2 separate regions of the Homo sapiens genome follow, and region 1 is linked to region 2. The links are chromatin loops, found by intact Hi-C in ENCODE. Cell type or tissue: ascending aorta. All regions are shown on one strand. Links, peaks and the distances in the headings refer to the core of each region. The heading gives the core; the rest is flanking DNA.

What was found. A loop is a pair of places that touch in the nucleus more often than their neighbours do. Peaks named below come from ENCODE experiments on the same cell type or tissue, not always from the same donor. Only the 100,000 strongest peaks of a DNase experiment are listed, where the experiment ranks them.
Region 1: it touches region 2 in a loop (2.4-fold over the local background); 3 of 110 quality-filtered maps call a loop at or near these places.

Annotation. Positions count from the first base shown.
Region 1 is chr10:17,136,307-17,145,606 of GRCh38, reverse strand. TRDMT1 (tRNA aspartic acid methyltransferase 1) reads left to right here. Exons shown (of 11, transcript NM_004412.7): 11 at 1-8,271. Among named protein-coding and RNA genes, the nearest start is that of CUBN, 11 kb to the right of the region's middle. In ascending aorta, for the core only: no CTCF peak of the experiment used is centred there; no DNase peak of the experiment used is centred there; H3K27ac peaks cover 3,027 bases.
Region 2 is chr10:17,071,766-17,079,765 of GRCh38, reverse strand. CUBN (cubilin) reads left to right here. Exons shown (of 67, transcript NM_001081.4): 18 at 7,795-7,939. Among named protein-coding and RNA genes, the nearest start is that of CUBN, 54 kb to the left of the region's middle. In ascending aorta, for the core only: no CTCF peak of the experiment used is centred there; a DNase peak (open chromatin) is centred at 4,065; H3K27ac peaks cover 2,945 bases.

The DNA.
Region 1 (9,300 bases), core at 1-8,000, 66 kb before region 2:
AATTTGGCCTTCGGCTTGGGATTCTAACTGTTTTAGGCCACCAGTTATGACACTGACTTACTAATAGCTTTGGACTTTGAAACTGTGTGAGGGTCATATAGCCTCAGCAGTTTTCTTGTAGCCTGTGATTGCATTGAGATTATATAATTTTTAAAGACATGGCCTTTGGACCTCTGTCTACTAGTTAATCTCTTCCATCTACCATTCAAATGTGCTATATACAACTATCATATCAGCTTCTTAGCAAGCACTTTTCTGGACCTCTGTCACACCCACCAAGATGTCTAGTTATGCCTTTCATTTGAGAGTTTCCCTTTGCTGTTTTTTTTGTTTTGTTTTGTTTTGTTTTGTTTTGTTTTTGAGACTGAGTCTCGCTCTGTTGCCTAGGCTGGAGTGCAGTGGCGTGATCTCGGCTCACTGCAATCTCCCCCTCCTGGGTTAAAGTGATTTTCCTGCCTCAGCCTCCCTAGTAGCTGGGATTACAGGCGCATGCCACCACACCTAGCTAATTTTTGTATTAGTAGAGATCGGGTTTCACCATGTTGGCCAGGCTGGTCTCGAACACCTGACCTCAAGTTAATCCACCCACCTTGGCTTCCCTAAGTGCTGGGTTTTACAGGCATGAGCCACCACGCCCAGCCTCCCTTTGCATGTTTTTTAAAAAGGCATTAAGCATCTTGCACATGTTCTTTAGTTTCAGTTTGCATGAGTCAACCTGTGTGCATCATTTTCCCTTTCACTATTTCTTGTCTTTGCTGGTGAAATTTTAAAGCTTCAGTTTAAAAAAAAAAAGAAAAAGTATTTTTTGTTGTTGTTGTTTCTAGCTTCCGTTTCTCTCTTTAGGCTGTCTAGGAACATTTTAAGGTACTCATGCTCTTCAAAATCTTACACAATCAAGATCCAAACTCCATCACCATTCATGTCTTAGCTTGTGAATTTATTTCTTTTTAAATATATTTGTTCAAGAAATATGAGCATGTACAATGAGCTGTTTTGGCTTTGTATTCCCCAAGTTCTCATATACATTGGCTTTATATTTACCATAGATTCTGAGTCTTACTTTCAGCCACATCCAGCACTTACTGAAGTCTCCCTCAAGTACACCACACTTGACTCCTAAAGCTTCCAAAATCTCATTTTTCCTATAAATATGAGACCGGAAATTTTCACAAAAATTACAAGATAGGAACTGAGTTCTCCCATAGAACTCTTTTCTGAATAAGCCTAGGGTTTTTTCATTTCTTTGCTTGTACCTAGCATGGCTTCAGTGTTTACTTCAAATATTTGCTCTGTATTTTGTTTGCATTTTGATTTCTATTTTTATCAGGACAGATTGAAATTATAAGAGTGTACATAGAGAACATGTTTGTTTAGCTAAATTAGCTCTATAATCAGATGAGATCACCTAGAGGGTCAGAGGATGAGAGTGAAAGAGAGAAAGAGAAAAAGAAGAGCAGAGGCTTGGAGCTGACTTATCTGAAGGTTCCGTCCTCAGGTCTCTTTCTACCCTTCACTTTTCATGCCATTTTTCTTAGAGATTCTCACCCTTTCCTACAACTTCAGCCATTTTGCCGATGACACCCAGATGACTCTAAATCTGCTGTTTTCCTAAGTCCTATTCTAGAATCTTCATGCTGGGACATTTTTAACTTGGATATCTTGCTATTCAAGTTGTATCGGATTTGCATCAAATTTAGCATGCTTGCAACCTAAGCACACTCCATTCTATAGTCAGTTCCACTCTTGACTTTAATATTTATGGTACGGTTAGTCTCCACATCTTCCAAGTTCAAGCTTCATAACCAAAGATCATCTTCACCTTCCTTCTCACTCTGCATTCCATTGGTCAGCTTCTGTTAAAATGGCCTTCCTAAGGCAGGCCTCTGAACGATCATTTATTTTTAGGAAAACTTATAAAAAGTCACTGAGATTTAAAAACACCCACACATATATTTGCAATCATATTTGTGTGCTTGGTTAAACATGTCAACATTTAACAGATTTGAGCCTTCTAAATTTAATCCAGCATGAATGTCGTTTTTACTAAAATATTTGCTATTTTACTCACTTAGCTGGTTCCTTACACAAGTCCAGTTAAATTTCACATGTGAAAAAAATGACTGAAAACACTGAATGGAATGTGATACTCCTTGTGTAGTAGAAATGAGTTGACTTTCATATTTAAGAGCTGATCCTATGAATGAGTAGACAATAAGCTGAATAGCTGTTACGATCTGAGTTTTAAAAATGGAAAATGTTTCATGTTTTAGAGAATGTAAACTTCCACAAGGGCAGAGATTGTTAATACGTTGTCCCCCCAGTGACTTAAAACAGTACTGGCACATAGTAAGCACTCAATAAATAGTTGTTGAATGAGTGAATGTAGGAACCATACTGGAATCAATATTGAAGCTACATAGAAAGCACCACACTGTGGAGTTCAAACAATGTCTTTAAGTTGTTCTCTTGAAAACTATTTAATTTGTCTGTTACTGCCACTTCTTCCATGCCCAGAGGAACAGCCAAAGTTACTCAAGTCTGGAACACATGATTTAAAAAATAATTCTGGGATAGGCTTTTGGCTTTTGGAAAGTAGCGCAAATAAAACTTTTTAAAATACTGTATTCTGACTTCTGGTCTTGACAAGAGAGTGTAGATTTATTTCTCCCTGCTCCTCCCTGAAAAGTGTAATTATAAACTCTGGGTAAGTATAATTATAAAATAATGCAAGAGGAATCAGAAGGAGAATTCTGAAAGGTGGGACCAGGAAGACACACTGCGGAGGGACCCCAAGACTAGAGGAACAACATGGTTCCAAGACATCTGACCCCTCACCCAACAGAGGAAGGTTACCCAGGCTTGATGTTTCCCGACCTACAACCACACAATAGAAGACAGCCCAGAGAGGCTCGTTCCTACAGAAGAGGGAACTGAAGTCTGGTCGGTAATACCAGATGAGTCTGGCTCTACCAGCACGGGGGTATATCAGGAATCCCACTGACAAACATCCAGACCTGAGACTTGTCTTTTGTGCTGAGAGATGAGCATCCAGGGGCCTCTGGCAAAAAGCATCTAACCCAGGAAGATTTTTTATTACCCTGAGCCTGAGACTCCCTTCTCCCAGAGATACCATGGGACCTGGCTTGGGAGAAAATCCTTCTTTCCCTAAAGTAGCATCATGAAGGACCATTCGGGAACCCCAGCAGCACCAGATAAACCAAGCAGACCAAAATAACACTGCAAAGGCTTTAAAAACTAAATTACCACTGGACTCATAGCCCACAAAAACTAAGCCAGGGCTTGCATGCTAAACACAAATGGAGTGACTGCCTACTAAAAATAAAAGATTAAAATAATAGACAAAAGGTTCAGGATACGATGTAAAATAGCCTGTCATACCAAGAACCAGAAAAATCACAACTTGAATAAGAAATGACAGTCAACAGATGACAACACTGAGACAAATCAGATGTTGGAATTACTTGACAAGGATTTTAAGCAACTCTCATAAAAATGCTTCAACAGGTAATTACAAGTTGTCTTGCCACAAAAAATAGAAAAGCTCAGCAAAGAAATAGAAGTTAACAAAAGAACCATTATGGTAGGTGCACTATATGCCAATTTTTAAGAATAGAAATAAATGGCAGTTATGTAACTGAAAAATAACCAAAATAGAAAACATTCTGTGGTAACAGATAATTTGATTAGATCCTGGACATTTTGTCTGTTACATTAACTTTATTTTCAGAAATTTAATTATGATGTGTCTTGGCATGAATTTCTTTCAAAGTGGCAGATATTTCAAAGTGAATGTAATATCCTGTTTGGTGTTCATTCACCTTCTTGAATCTGTACATTTATATCTTTTGCTAAACTTGAGATCAGTAGTAGAGAGGAAATGACAGAAGATAGAAATCAGTGAACCTAAGGACGGATCAGTAGAATTTACCTGATCTAAATGATAGGGCAAAGATAGGCTGACAAAAAAAATTAACAGAGCCTTGGGGACCTGTGGGACAATAACAGAAGAACCAACATTTATATGTTTGGGGTGCCAGAAGTAGAGGGGAAAAAAATGGAGCTGAAAGAGCATTTAAATAATGGCTGGAAACATCCCAAATTTGGCAAAACCTTAAAAGCAGCTGGAGGCTGGGCGCGGTGGCTGACACCTGTAATCCCAGCACTTTAGGAGGCGAAGGGGGGCAGATCATAAGGTCAGGAGATAGAGACCATCCTTTCCAACATGGTGAAACCCCGTCTCTACTAAAATCAAAAAAATTAGCCGGGCATGGTGGTGCATGCCTGTAGTCCCAGCTACTCGGGAGGCTGAGGCAGGGGAATGGCTTGAACCCAGGAGCGGAGACTGCAGTGAGCTGAGATCGTGCCACTGCACTCCAGCCTGGTGACAGAGTGAGACTCCGTCTCAAAAAAATAAATAAATAAATAAAAGCAGCTGGAGAAAAATGACACGTTGCCATGGGGCGGGGGACACAATTTGGATGACAGTAGATGTCTCATCCAAAACCATGAGGACCAGAAGGAGGTGGCATTGTCAACTATGAATTCTATATCTAGCCAAACTATCCTTCAAGAGATCTCTGTTTTATCTATATATGTATCGATACACATATACCTCTATGCAGCTCTTTACAATTATTAGGGCGAGCAGGTAGTTAACATGGAATTAGGCTTATCTGATATGTGAAATAATCAAAGATGAAAGGAAGACACCTAACGTATAGCTAATGATTATAACTGTGAAATTATTCATCTAAAAATAGATTGGAATAAAATAATGATAGCAGTTATGTTAGAGTAATAGCATTTTAATTTTTCTTGTTTATATTTTTCAATTGAATGTGATCTTTTTTGTTGTTTTTGTTTTCATCAATGTGGCATAATATTAGTTTTATCATTTAAAATGTTCTTTCTTTCAAAACACTCAGTTTCAAGTCTTTACTGTAGAGTCTGTTCATTGTAAGCTTGTAAGTTGCTACCTCATTTGCATCTTGATGCTATGTAATATAATCCCCTCCCCTGCTGACTTTTTTCCTCCAGAGCAGAAGCTACATCTTGCCCATTTGTGTATCCTCAGTACCTTTCTCAGATGCTGACAGATAGTGGGTACCTAATAAATAATTGTCCAATTAACTGACTTAGATATGAGTATGCTGAGTATGGTAATAGAATTGTAGGTTCTTTCATGGCTTGGGGGATTGTTTGAATAATTCTGTCAGCCAAAAAGAAAAGAAGTGCTGGGCATGGTGCCTCACACCTGTAATCCCAGCACTTTGGGAGGTCGAAGTGAACGGACCATGAGGTCAGGAGTTCAAGACCAGCCTGGCCATGATAAAACCCTATCTCTACTAAAGGTACAAAAAAAAAAAAAAAATAGCTGGATGTGGTGGCATGTGCCTGTAATCTCAGCTATTCAGGAGGCTGAGGCAGGAGACTCACTGGAACCTGGGAGGCGGAGGTTGCAGTGAGCCGAGGTCGTGCCATTGCATCATTCCAGCCTGGGTGACAGGGCAAGACTCTGTCTCAAAAAAAAAAAAAAAAAAAAAAAAAAGCACACTAGATGTTACTGGAAGAATATTTAATGCCAAAATTGTGTATAACTCCTAGGGTATTGTTTATGTCTCTTCTAAACATAGTCTAGGAATTGTTGACAAAGCTTGATTTAGCAGTACTTCCGTAACAAATATGGTCCAAGTCACTATAAAGAAAGCATACAAAGGTGTTGTTTTTTATAGATCTTAGAATAACGGCATTGAAAAAGACAGAAGTGAGGTCATCTCATCCTTTCTGCCATTGATGACAACACCTTAAATCTTCCCACAGATCTATGTGGCACTTCAATTAACAAATCCCCTGGGAATGATGCCCCTTTGTAAGGCATCAGCCTTGTTAAATCACTCCTCTAACCGTAAATCACATCCGTAATGCAAAGCTTCCTCTCACAAGATAAAGATGCCTGTGTGTACTGCTTCTGCGTCTATCTTCCCAATTAAAGGTACAAGAGGCAGAGTCTGAAGAGTGCCAGGTATCCCCAAACTTTGTTTTCTTTTTCTTTTTTTTCATTTTCCTTCCCAGAAGAGAACCAAACTGTTTTTTTCTTCCCCCCATCGGTGGTGACATCCTCACCTCTCTTGCTCTCCTCCCCTAATAGAACACAAAATATCATCACAAAGATGTACTTTCCCCTTTTCCTAAGATCAGATCCAATATAAGTTGTTTGCAGTTATTTACCACCTACATTTCTTCTGTCATTCATGCTGAAGTCTGAGTGCAATCAGACATTTTCCTTTGATTATCGTATGAATGGTGTCTAAATATTTAACTTCACCGCCTTGTTTGGGGAATTTTAGGGGTCACCAAGTAGAAAACTCATTTTGTCCTTTTTAGGTTGATTTGGAACAGGATGGCAGGAGGGTTCACCTATGGTAAACTCCGCTTCATTGCTTCACACCTTGGAAACCAAGCTTGGATTAATCCAATGGAGCTGCTGAAGTCCCCATTCCGGGAGCTGTTGGAGGTAGAGAAAGCTCTGTTGATTTTTTTACTAGCTTTTGGAGCCTTTAATCCTAGCAATTAGTATCTCCTCTGCTATGGCTGATCCTTATAATGATGCGAGACCCTCCAGTGCATATTTTATGTTTTCTGTAACATTTGCTTGAGTTACAATTAGGAAGCTGTGTGTGCACACGTGTGTATACATGTGCCACGAACACCCCTGTGCTCCTCCTCCAAAGCCCTATTCCCCTATTGCGTTTGTCCCTCTGGATTTGAATTTCGTTATTTTTTTCTCATTGTTTATGAAGGGATTATATTACTTAAAAAAAAAAACTTGAAAAAAGTGGAAAAGTTCTCCAAACTCTCAACAATCTGCTTTCTCAGGAAAAGCTCTGCCAAACCTCAGCAATTTAAATGTTAATGATTAACTCATAATTCTTTTTCATTCTACTCAAAGATAATTGTAGTCATTGTAATAATGAGCATGGAGAACAAATGTCTGCTTTATGTGCCTTGAGCCAAGACCACACTGCTTTCAAAAAGATCAGTTCATCACAGTAGTAGACTTGGTAATTTCCTACATGGTAATGCACTTCCCATGAAATGAGCAAAAGAATAGTTTTAAATGTACCTTGATTTCCATCATTATTTTATGTAATCCTTCATGGAAAATGAAAGAATTGGAACAATGTTATATTGCCCTGAAATTTTGCAGAAAATCACAAAACTGACATATGTAAATGTATCTTTTAAGCAATGTTACGTCCCTGAAAAAGAGAATGAATTAAGTGTCATGAAGGTTAAAAGATCGTTATATTCACAAATGTTTCCATTAATGACTAAAAACCAGATTAATTCTACAGTGTTCTGTTTTAAACTGATATGAAAATGAAAAGGGACTAAAAAAAGCACAAAAGCCAGATTGAAGCTATAACATGTAATGGGAGCTAGCATTAGGGGTGTGAGAATCTTGCCAATTTGTCCATCCTCCAACGCACCTCTGCATCTCAACCCTCTCCTCATTTTTATGACTCCCACATTGATCCAGTCCTCCAGATAAATTCAGCTGGCCTAGCAGAAATATCACATAAGGATTATTGCACTCAAGATAAAAGAACATCCCCCTATTAAAAAGATTAAATCAACATTCTTTAACCTGCCACTTAAGGCCTTCTGTCGATGTCTCTTCCTTTACCCAGCCACTTTCCTTCAAGGTCACCCTGCTGGACAAGTGGAACAACCTTTTTTTTTTTTTCTTTTTTTTTTGGCAGAGTTTCGCTCTGTCACCCAGGCTGGAGTGCAGTGGCTCTCGGCTTGCTGCAACCTCCACCTCCTGGGTTCAAGCGATTCTCCTGCCTCAGCCTCGCCTCCTGAGTAGCTGGGACTACAGGTGTGTGCCACCATGCCCGGCTAATTTTTTTGTATTTTTAGTAGAGACAGGGTTTCACCATTTTGGCTGGTCTCAAATTCCTGACCTCAAATGATCAGCCCGCCTTGGCCTCCCAAAGTGCTGGGATTACAGGTACGAGGCACTGAGCCCGGCCAGTGGAACCACTTTCTATAGTGTGCCCATACTGGGCCTTGGACATCTTTCCTAGTTTGGTACCTGCTGTTTACTTAACAGCATGCTACTGTGTATCTGTGCCATCTTGTCACACTTGTCTTTGTAATGTTGCCTAACTCTGGCTCTCCAGATTTGTACATTACGACTTTATTGTAAATCAGAGAAGGTCAATAAATTTACTTCTTTCAAATTTCCCCCATGGTCAAGGACTTCGTATGTCTTCACTAAATGCTTATTAAGCCTCTAAAACAATGGAATTTAGATAAAGCTGGTAGGAATAAAAAGTGAACATTGGTATAAAAAACAGCAGTGAAATATACTAATGTGGCAATGAGATGCTCTTCAAGAATTTGGAGAAAAATACAGAAAATAAGAGGGTAAGTAAAGTCTGTACACTTAGTATAAAATCTCCAGTCACCTCTACTAGTCCAGGTAGAAGACTGGAGAATTTTTTTCTGAACGTCTCCAGGGCAAGATGCCTTCAAAGATGGGCATTTGGGGTTCCCCAGTGAAATTGTCAGTTTGCCATTCGGTTGCTCTGTGGCAAAGCCTACCAGTTATAATCGCCACCCATGCACACAGAGCCTACCATCCATTCTGTAATGTGTTATTTTTAAATGTCAATGAACATATAAGGATCCATAGGTATTTGAGGAAAGCCTCTAGCATGAATTAGAAAGACCTAAACCAGCAAACAAATGGGAGAAAAACAACTTAGAGAAAACAGAGCCCATACAGGAAACAAGAAAACATCAAAAAGCAACTATCTAAAAATTACTAGATGATGTTACAACTACGAAACAAGAGCAAAAATCAAAAAAGGGGTTTTCAAATTTAAAATGATAGCAACATTTTAAAACAAATTACTAGAAAATTAAAAGATAAATACTTTCTCAGAAAGTATAACAAAACAAGACAAAGAGGTGGAAAATAGAAAATTATTTAAAAATTGGAGAATCAATCTAAGAAAAATGTAGAAATGGAAATGCAGACGCAATGGCAGGGACCACTTGACTCTCGTCATGAGTGAAGGTGTCTTTGTGCTCCTAGGTCACTTTAATGAGTGTACAGATAATTGGCAGGGAGGAGGATCTTTGTAAAATGAAGATTCTAATTCAGCAGGTTGGCAGTAGCACCTGAGATTTTGCATTTCTGACACGCTCCTGAGTGACGCCTGTGCTGGGTCTGTGGACCACACTTGGAGTAGCAAGGTTCTAGTCTAC
Region 2 (8,000 bases), core at 1-8,000:
TCAAGTGGACCTGCTGCTCAGAGTCTCATGGCTGCAATTCACAGACTACACACCTAAATGTCAGAAAAAGAATAAGGCCTGGAGCAAGCAAACACACCACATAGGCTGAATAGTATTGTGTTTTTCAGTTAAGTACATATTGAAATTAATTGTAGGTCAGAAAAATATCTTTCTAGAGAGGGTAGGATAAAGGGAAAAGGGGGAGATCCTCAAGAGTTTGTACTCTTGGCCAGGCATGGTGGCTCATGCCTGTAACTCCAGCACTTTGGGAGGCTGAGGTGGGTGGATCACCTGAGGTCAGGAGTTTGAGACCAGCCTGGCCAACGTGGTGTGAAACCCCATCTCTACTAAAAATACAAAAAAGTAGCCAAGTGTGATGGTGGGCACCTGTAATCCCAGCTACTTGGGAGGCTGAGGCAGGAGAATCACTTGAATCCAAGAGGTGGAGGTTGCAGTGAGCTGAAATCACGCCACTATACTCCAGCTTGGGTGACAGAGTGAGACTCCATCTAAAAAAAAAAAAAAAAAAAGAGTTTGCATTCTTGAGCATATTGGATTTAGGGTTTTGACAGAGACTAGGAACATTTGGTTAGACTCTGAGCTCTGTTGTTGTGAGCACAGTTTTTCCACAACTGCTGGACCATCGTGATGCTTTTTAGTGAAGGAAGAAGATAGGCCATTCCTCTAGTGAAATAATTCTGTAGGTTGGAGTAGTGGGAGGCAGGAAACAGACTGAGAGATGATAGAACACCTAATTTGGAGTTGTGAGAACTTGTAGAGAATACATTTTTGCTGTGTTTGAAGGAGTTGCATGCTCATGTAGAAGCTGCAAACCCATTGAACATGCGTGATGTAGAGCAGTAAGCAGGAATAAGAGGATATGGATGGACCATTATCAAGAACATTACAAATTCCTAGGTCAAATAGAGGGTATGGCTGGTACTTTTCTGATATAAAATGGAAACAATATTGCATGGAAACATGATAAAACCCTTCAGCTCTCTGTGTTACTAAAGGCAAGATACCTGTAAGCCACAGCTTCCTCATGTGTAATAGGGATAGTACTAGTAGTACTAGTAGAAAGAGACCATTCATTCATTTATCTATTCATTCTCTAAATATTTATCAAACCACTTAGGTTTCAGTCACCATGCTAGGGAATGGGTATGTAATATAGATATTAAATAAGTAAGCACACACTACATAATTTCAAGAGGAGATAAGTATGGGCAGGAAAGAAACAGTACTGTAAGAGAAAAGAACAGAGCTACTGACTTCAGTGGAGCAGTCTGAGTTTGCTTCTCAAGGGTCTTTGTATGGCTAGCTCATTCTCATCTGTAGACCCTGTATGTAGGATCTGCAGATGAGGAGTGAGCAATGCAAAGAACTGAGAGAAGGAGGACTCCAGGTAGTGGTGCTAACCCAGCCCTAGAGACTGAAGTCAGAAAAAATAAACTAAAATAATTGGAAATAGACCAGGGTGGCTGGAATCACACAGGGATGGAAAAGAGAAATATGAGTTAGGCAGGAGCTAGACCCTGAAGGGTCTTGTAGACCGAGATAAAGAGCCTGGGTTATATTCTATATGCAAGGACAAACAATTAGAATGTTCCTTGTCACATTGTGCCTGTCACACAATGAATGCTCACTAAAGTTAACATCATGATGATAATGACGATGATGATGATGATGATGGGGAGGAGAAGAGAGGGCAGGAGAAGGTGACCTACTGGAGTTTGCAATCATGAGGGAAGGCACTTCTAGGTAAAACTTATTCATGTGTTCTTGATTTTAGAATATCAGATCTTAAAAGATCAGATTATATTTATTAATAGAGATGTTAGAAGGGACACTTTCACAAGGCATGAAAAGGTTTAAAATACCAACTCTAAAAATCATGAAACATACTAATAAAGAACAAAGGATAATAACCAAAGTAAATGATTTTGAGATCCTAAATGGCTTCTCTCATCTCTTATCCTCCTCACCCCTTATTCTCTCACTGGGGGCAGGGCCTCATTCCTCTCCTGCTCACCCAGATTAGCCCAAGGCTCCTCCCTAAGGTCCAGTCTTTACTTAGCTAAGATGTATGTCAGCCTGAAGCTCACTTCACAGAAAGCCACATGTTAAACACTACCATACGGTGTGGTTCTCTTTTCAGCTCTCAGATGGACTAAGCGTAAGTGCCAGCATATTTGAATTGCTTTGAATTAAAATTTAATGCTTATTATTTTAGAAATTATAGTATAAAACCAAATCTGGATTCATAGCAGAGGAAGACAAATGAGCGTGCGTATTAAGACATGGCTTTGGGACTTGACTCATTCCAGATGTTAAAGCTCACGACTCACTAGGCTCAAAAGCCCACATTTAAAATTTCATGTAAATGGTGTTTCTCAGCAAAGTAAATTTTAGTTCTCTCTATAGAAAATCATTCCTTTACAAAAACTCGTTTTTTTTTATGAGTAGTTTCTCTTCTGGAACTAGTTTAATCTGATGAATGTAAAAATTGGAAGCCATTTGGAATACACCATATGCTGAACATCCTGGGACCTGAAACCTTCAGTGTTTCCTGGACGAATAAGGCAATCCACAAGAAATCTGAACCTGGTCCGTGAAACACTAGAATTTTGAATTGGTTCTTGTTGTTTCCTTGCAAATGCGATTCACTAAAAAGAATGAATTCACTGTGACTCCTCTGCAAGTGATCACGGCATGGCTTCACCTGACTTAGAAAAATTCAGTTTTTCTGCACAAACCAGACTCAGATATTGGTCATCTTTCTCTAGGTTATGCTGCAATAACAAACAATTAGTAGCAACAACCAGAAAAATCAAAAACAATAACAAACCAAAAGCGTCTGTGGCTTTCAATAACGTGTTTATTCTTTGCTCACAATAGCAGGTTAGTTTTGGATCCATTGCAGTTCTGTTTCCTATGTCAGTTTCCTGTGCCTTCACCGTCCTGAGACCCAGGCTCTAGAGCTTGCTGGGGGAAAAGTAAAAGATGGTTGAATTATGCAGTGACTTCCAAAGCTTCTATGTGGAAATTGGTGTATCACTTTTGCTCACACTCTGTTGGGCAAAGCAAGTCCTATGGCTAAGCCCATAGTCAATGGGAAGATTATGTATTAATTCTCCGTATGGCAGTATTGCAAGTCACATGGCAAAAAGCATAGATAGTCAATCCTTTTACAGGAAGGGAAGTGAATAACTATGTAAAATAATGCCATCCATCCCAGTTCATGAGCATAAAGGAAAGAGGTTTTTTTTTTTTTTTTTTTGGTGGGGGTGCAAATTTATCAAGTCCTAGATTATTGAACGCAATACATGCTTCAGAGGTAGCTAGGGTCACTTTAGAACATTTGATGAATTTTATTCTAGTGTCTCTTTCAAAGGAGTTGTAGTTAAAGTATTGCCATGTCTAGAATCCAGGGAGAATACAGGCTTTCAGAATTAATAAGGTTTCATTTCCACAGAGAGAGAGAGAAACAGAGCCAAAATCAATTGCACCTTCTAGGTTCAGGGCCCTTGAGCCCTATGAGTTCCTCTTAAAACATTTGGACTACAGCTGCCTTTCTCCTTGTTAAAATCCTTGAATTTCATTAGTTGGGGCCCAGGGGAATGGCCCACTTTAGCTTGCAGTGATGCTATTTGGCTGTTTTTTTTCCTTCTTGTCATCTTCTAATGGGCGAAATAGAAAAGAGAGACTACAATCTTCGAAGAAGCAAATAGAACCCTGGAGGATTAGAGAGCAGGAAGATAACTTTGTGTTTCATGCTTTCTAGTTTTCAAGAACTGCAGTATGTCTGTATCTCTAACAAAAACTGAACCATCATACTGTACCTTAAAATTAATGAATCAACAAGAATTTGTCAAATACCTATTTGCAAAGTTTTTTTTATTAGATGCTGAAGGGCAAACAGAAATTTTTCCCTTCCCTCAGAGACTTACTGTTTGGTTAGAGATAAATTTAGCATAGCTTTACTACAATATGTGAAATTTGTGTTACAGATGTTGTAAGAGCTCAGAGAAAGGAACTAGTATGAGCCTGAGTCAGTGGAGAGGCATGTGATTTTTCATGTCTGTGTCAGACTCTATCATATGGCTGAATCATTATTTATTTAATCACCTCACTATTATTAGGCCTTTAGAATGGTTTCAATTATTGTTATTATAGAGCAGACTTTGATGTGGATCTGTATATGTCTTTTCCTGCATCTTGAATATCCTTGTGATACAGTGTTAGAAGTGAAATACCCTTAATACATATTGTCAGTTTATTTTCCAGAACTTTATACTTCCACCAGTTATGGATGAGAGTAACTGTCGCCACATCCCTACCAACTTTGAATATCATCCTTTTAAAATCTTTCCTTTACTGGCTAGGCACGGTGGTTCACATCTGTAATCCCAGCACTTTAGGAGGCCAAGGCAGGCAGATCACCTCAGGTCAAGAGTTCAAGACCAGCCTGGCCAACATAGTGAAACCCCATCTCTACTAAAAATACAAAAATTAGCTGGGCGTGGTGGCGTGCCCTTGCAGTCTCAGCTATTTGGGAGGCTGAGGCAGGAGAATTGCTTGAATCTGGGAGGCGGAGGTTGCAGTGATCCGAGATCGTGCCACTGCACTCCAGCCTAGGTGACAGAGTGAGACTTCATCTCAAAAAAAAAAAAAAAAAAAAAAAAAAAAGAAAACAAAGAAAAATCTTCTCTTTACTACCTGTTTGCCTTGGCCTAGATAACTCCTACTCAGCTTTCAAGTCTCCGCTTAAATGTTATTTCCACTGAGTTTTCCATAATCCCCTGGGTGAGTTCAGAGTCTTTGGTTAACCCAGTGGTTCTCTACAATTTAAGACTTTTTAATATCACTCCTTGATTATTCAGAAATGAAATACACTGATTTAACCCCACTAGACACATTATATTTAAAAATATGTAAAGTTGTAAGAATAACATTAAGAAAAAATAGAGTAACAGAATAAAATCACATTTATTTCAGTATCTGAAAACCTAGGCAAGCTGTACTTGAAGACAAAATAAAGCAGTTGATTGTCTGGACCCCAAATTGCTATGAATATGACAGTACAAATGCAGGCTGACACAGTTATGTGGGTTGGTGACTAATTTTTCAGAAATAGTGACTAACTCTTGACAGATTTCCAGGAGAAAGAATCTTCAATTTACACTCTACTTGTAATCCTGGAAAATTCAGTATGCATTAAAATTGCACAAAACTACTTTGCGCTTAATATGTAAAATAGAGCGAGATTTTATACCCAATAACAGAACTTTCACTTATGTGAATGTCACACAGGTTCAGGAGAATTCTTGTTGTGTGTGACGCTCACATTTCAGGCTGCCTCGTGTCTTTGGTCCCTTGCTACTTACTAAATGCCAGTAATGCCCCATGATTGCTGTGATAATAATTAACACAAAACCAAAAAGGTACTCTCACACATTTCCCAAATGCTAGATTGTGGTCCCTGCTGAGAACCATTGGTTAGGTAACAATGAAGTATCCTGCGCTTCCCCAAAAACCGCAGTCATCATACTTTTCAAAAATGTTCCTGCCTATTGTAAGTTCCTTGTGAGCAGTGACTGTTTCATGGTATTGTCACCTGCACAGTTCCTGGCATTTATTCATGCCTTGATAATGTTAATGAAGTGAATGAATTAATATTTGGATGTCTGTATCCTTCAGAATAATTGTACTGAACAGCGGCGGTATATATATCCATCGAATAATTCCTGCTCATAGTAGCAAGCCTCCAGTGTTTCACCTCCAAAAATGTCCAGAATAACAACAGCTATCCTTAGTCAACATTTTCCATTACCAAACATTTGGCTAAGGAATTCACACTATTGTTTCATCTGTTTGCTTCAACAATCCCATGAGCTTAGATAGAGTAACTTGCTCAAGGCTATTAAGTGAGGTGGTTTGTAAGTGACAGAGGTAGGTTTTGAACCCAAGTCCATAGACTGTATTCATGGCCACTATACTATAAGAGCTGGCTATTTGGCCGGGCGCAGTGGCTCACGCGTGTAATCCCAGCACTTTGGGAGTCCGAGGTGGGTGGATCACCTGAGATTGGGAGTTTGAGACCAGCCTGACCAACATAAAGAAACCCCGTCTCTACTAAAAATACAAAACTAGCTGGGCGTGGTGGCACATGCCTGTAATCCCAGCTACTTGGGAGGCTGAGGCAGGAGAATCACTTGAACCCAGGAGGCAGAGGTTGCGGTGAACTGAGATCACGCCATTGCACTCCAGCCTGGGTGACAAGAGCGAAACTCCATCTCAAAAAAAAAAAAAAAAAAAGAGCTGGTTATTGATTTAAAATCAGTAGTCTATTATATGAAGGAAATTCCTTTTTTTTCTAATAAAACAGGAATGCTAACAATGTTTTTTGAATTTATGGAGTTATCATATGGCTTATCTTATCTGATGTACTGAGGAAGTTAATTTATAGTTTATAATTTCTAACCTTTCTTGCACTATTATTATTCCCATATTTGATCTGGTATATAAGCTGGCAATGGACTGTGAATTTATTTTTCTAGAACTGTGTTTAGGATTTGTGTATCTATATTAATAGGTGACATCAGTCTATAGTTTTTATTTCTATAATCTATGTTGGGATTTGGTAACAGCGTTCTAACAAAAATTATTTGGAAATTATTCTATGTTTGAGGATGGCTTAGAATAAATTATACATGGGAATTATCTCTTCCTTAAAAGTTTTAAAGAATGTACTAAGTAGAGCATCTTATGGGAGATTTTTCTTTTTGGGGGTTGAGGGTGGGATGGGAATAATTATTTGATAATGTTTTCAATTTTATTTATGACTTATGTCTGTTCAAATCTTATTTTTCTTCTCCTTCAGATAATTTTAATGTTATACTTTTTCTGAAAATAACCCATTAAAAACATTCATAGAGTTGTACATAGATTTCACATTTAAAAAAATCTTAGTATCTGTGTCTTTGTCATTTTCAATTTTGTATATTTGTGCTTATATATTTATTTTCTTTTTAGACTTGCCAGAGATTTGTCTTTTATATCCCCACCCATAACCTTCCTCAAAAAAACAGTTCTTGAATGTATTTATGAATACCACATGATTTTGTATTTCATTTATTAAGTTTTGCTCTTCTTTTTACTGTATTCTTCCTCATTTTAAGGATTTTTTTCTAACTTAAAAAAATTGTACATAGAGCTGGGTCTCACTGTGTTGCCTAGGCTGTCTCCAATTCCTCTCACCTTGGCCTCCCAAGGTGCTCAGATAATAGGTGTGTGCCACTGTCCCTGGCCTTCTTTCTAAGTTTTTAAGTTGACTCCTTACATTCTTTTACTTTCTCTCTCTTTCATCAACTTTTCTTTTTTTTCCTTTTTTCTTTCAATGGCAAAAGTAGTTTAGTCCATAACTTTCTTTGATTGCAGATTTGGCTAACACGTGTATTTTTTCATAGGTAATATTCTCATTTTTTATTGTTTTCCAAGTAGTCTAAATTGTGAATTTATTTCCTCTTTGACATTGTGAAAATTATTAGGAGAACATTCTTTAAATTCTTGTGCTTTTGGACTTTATTGGCTTAGGATTTTATCAGCATTTCATGTTATTGCATTGTGCTTAAAAATGACCTACTGCTTTAGAAAATAATAGAAATATGTAACTCAAATTGGATTATCATTCATTTTGAATCTGCCATTTTTTCATCTCCAAGTAACGCCACCATTGCCGACGTAAGTTTCTTTATTTGAATTACATCTCTATTTTATTTTTCTCTTTAGGTTCGAGATGGTGAAACCTTACTTGGAAAAGTCTGTGGCAACGGAACCATCTCTCACATTAAATCCATTACTAATAGTGTCTGGATCAGGTTTAAAATAGATGCTTCTGTTGAAAAAGCTAGTTTCAGAGCTGTTTATCAAGTCGGTAAGGAAACATATAATTTTTAAATGTCTAATTTGCCTGATTGTAATATTTTAATTCTTCA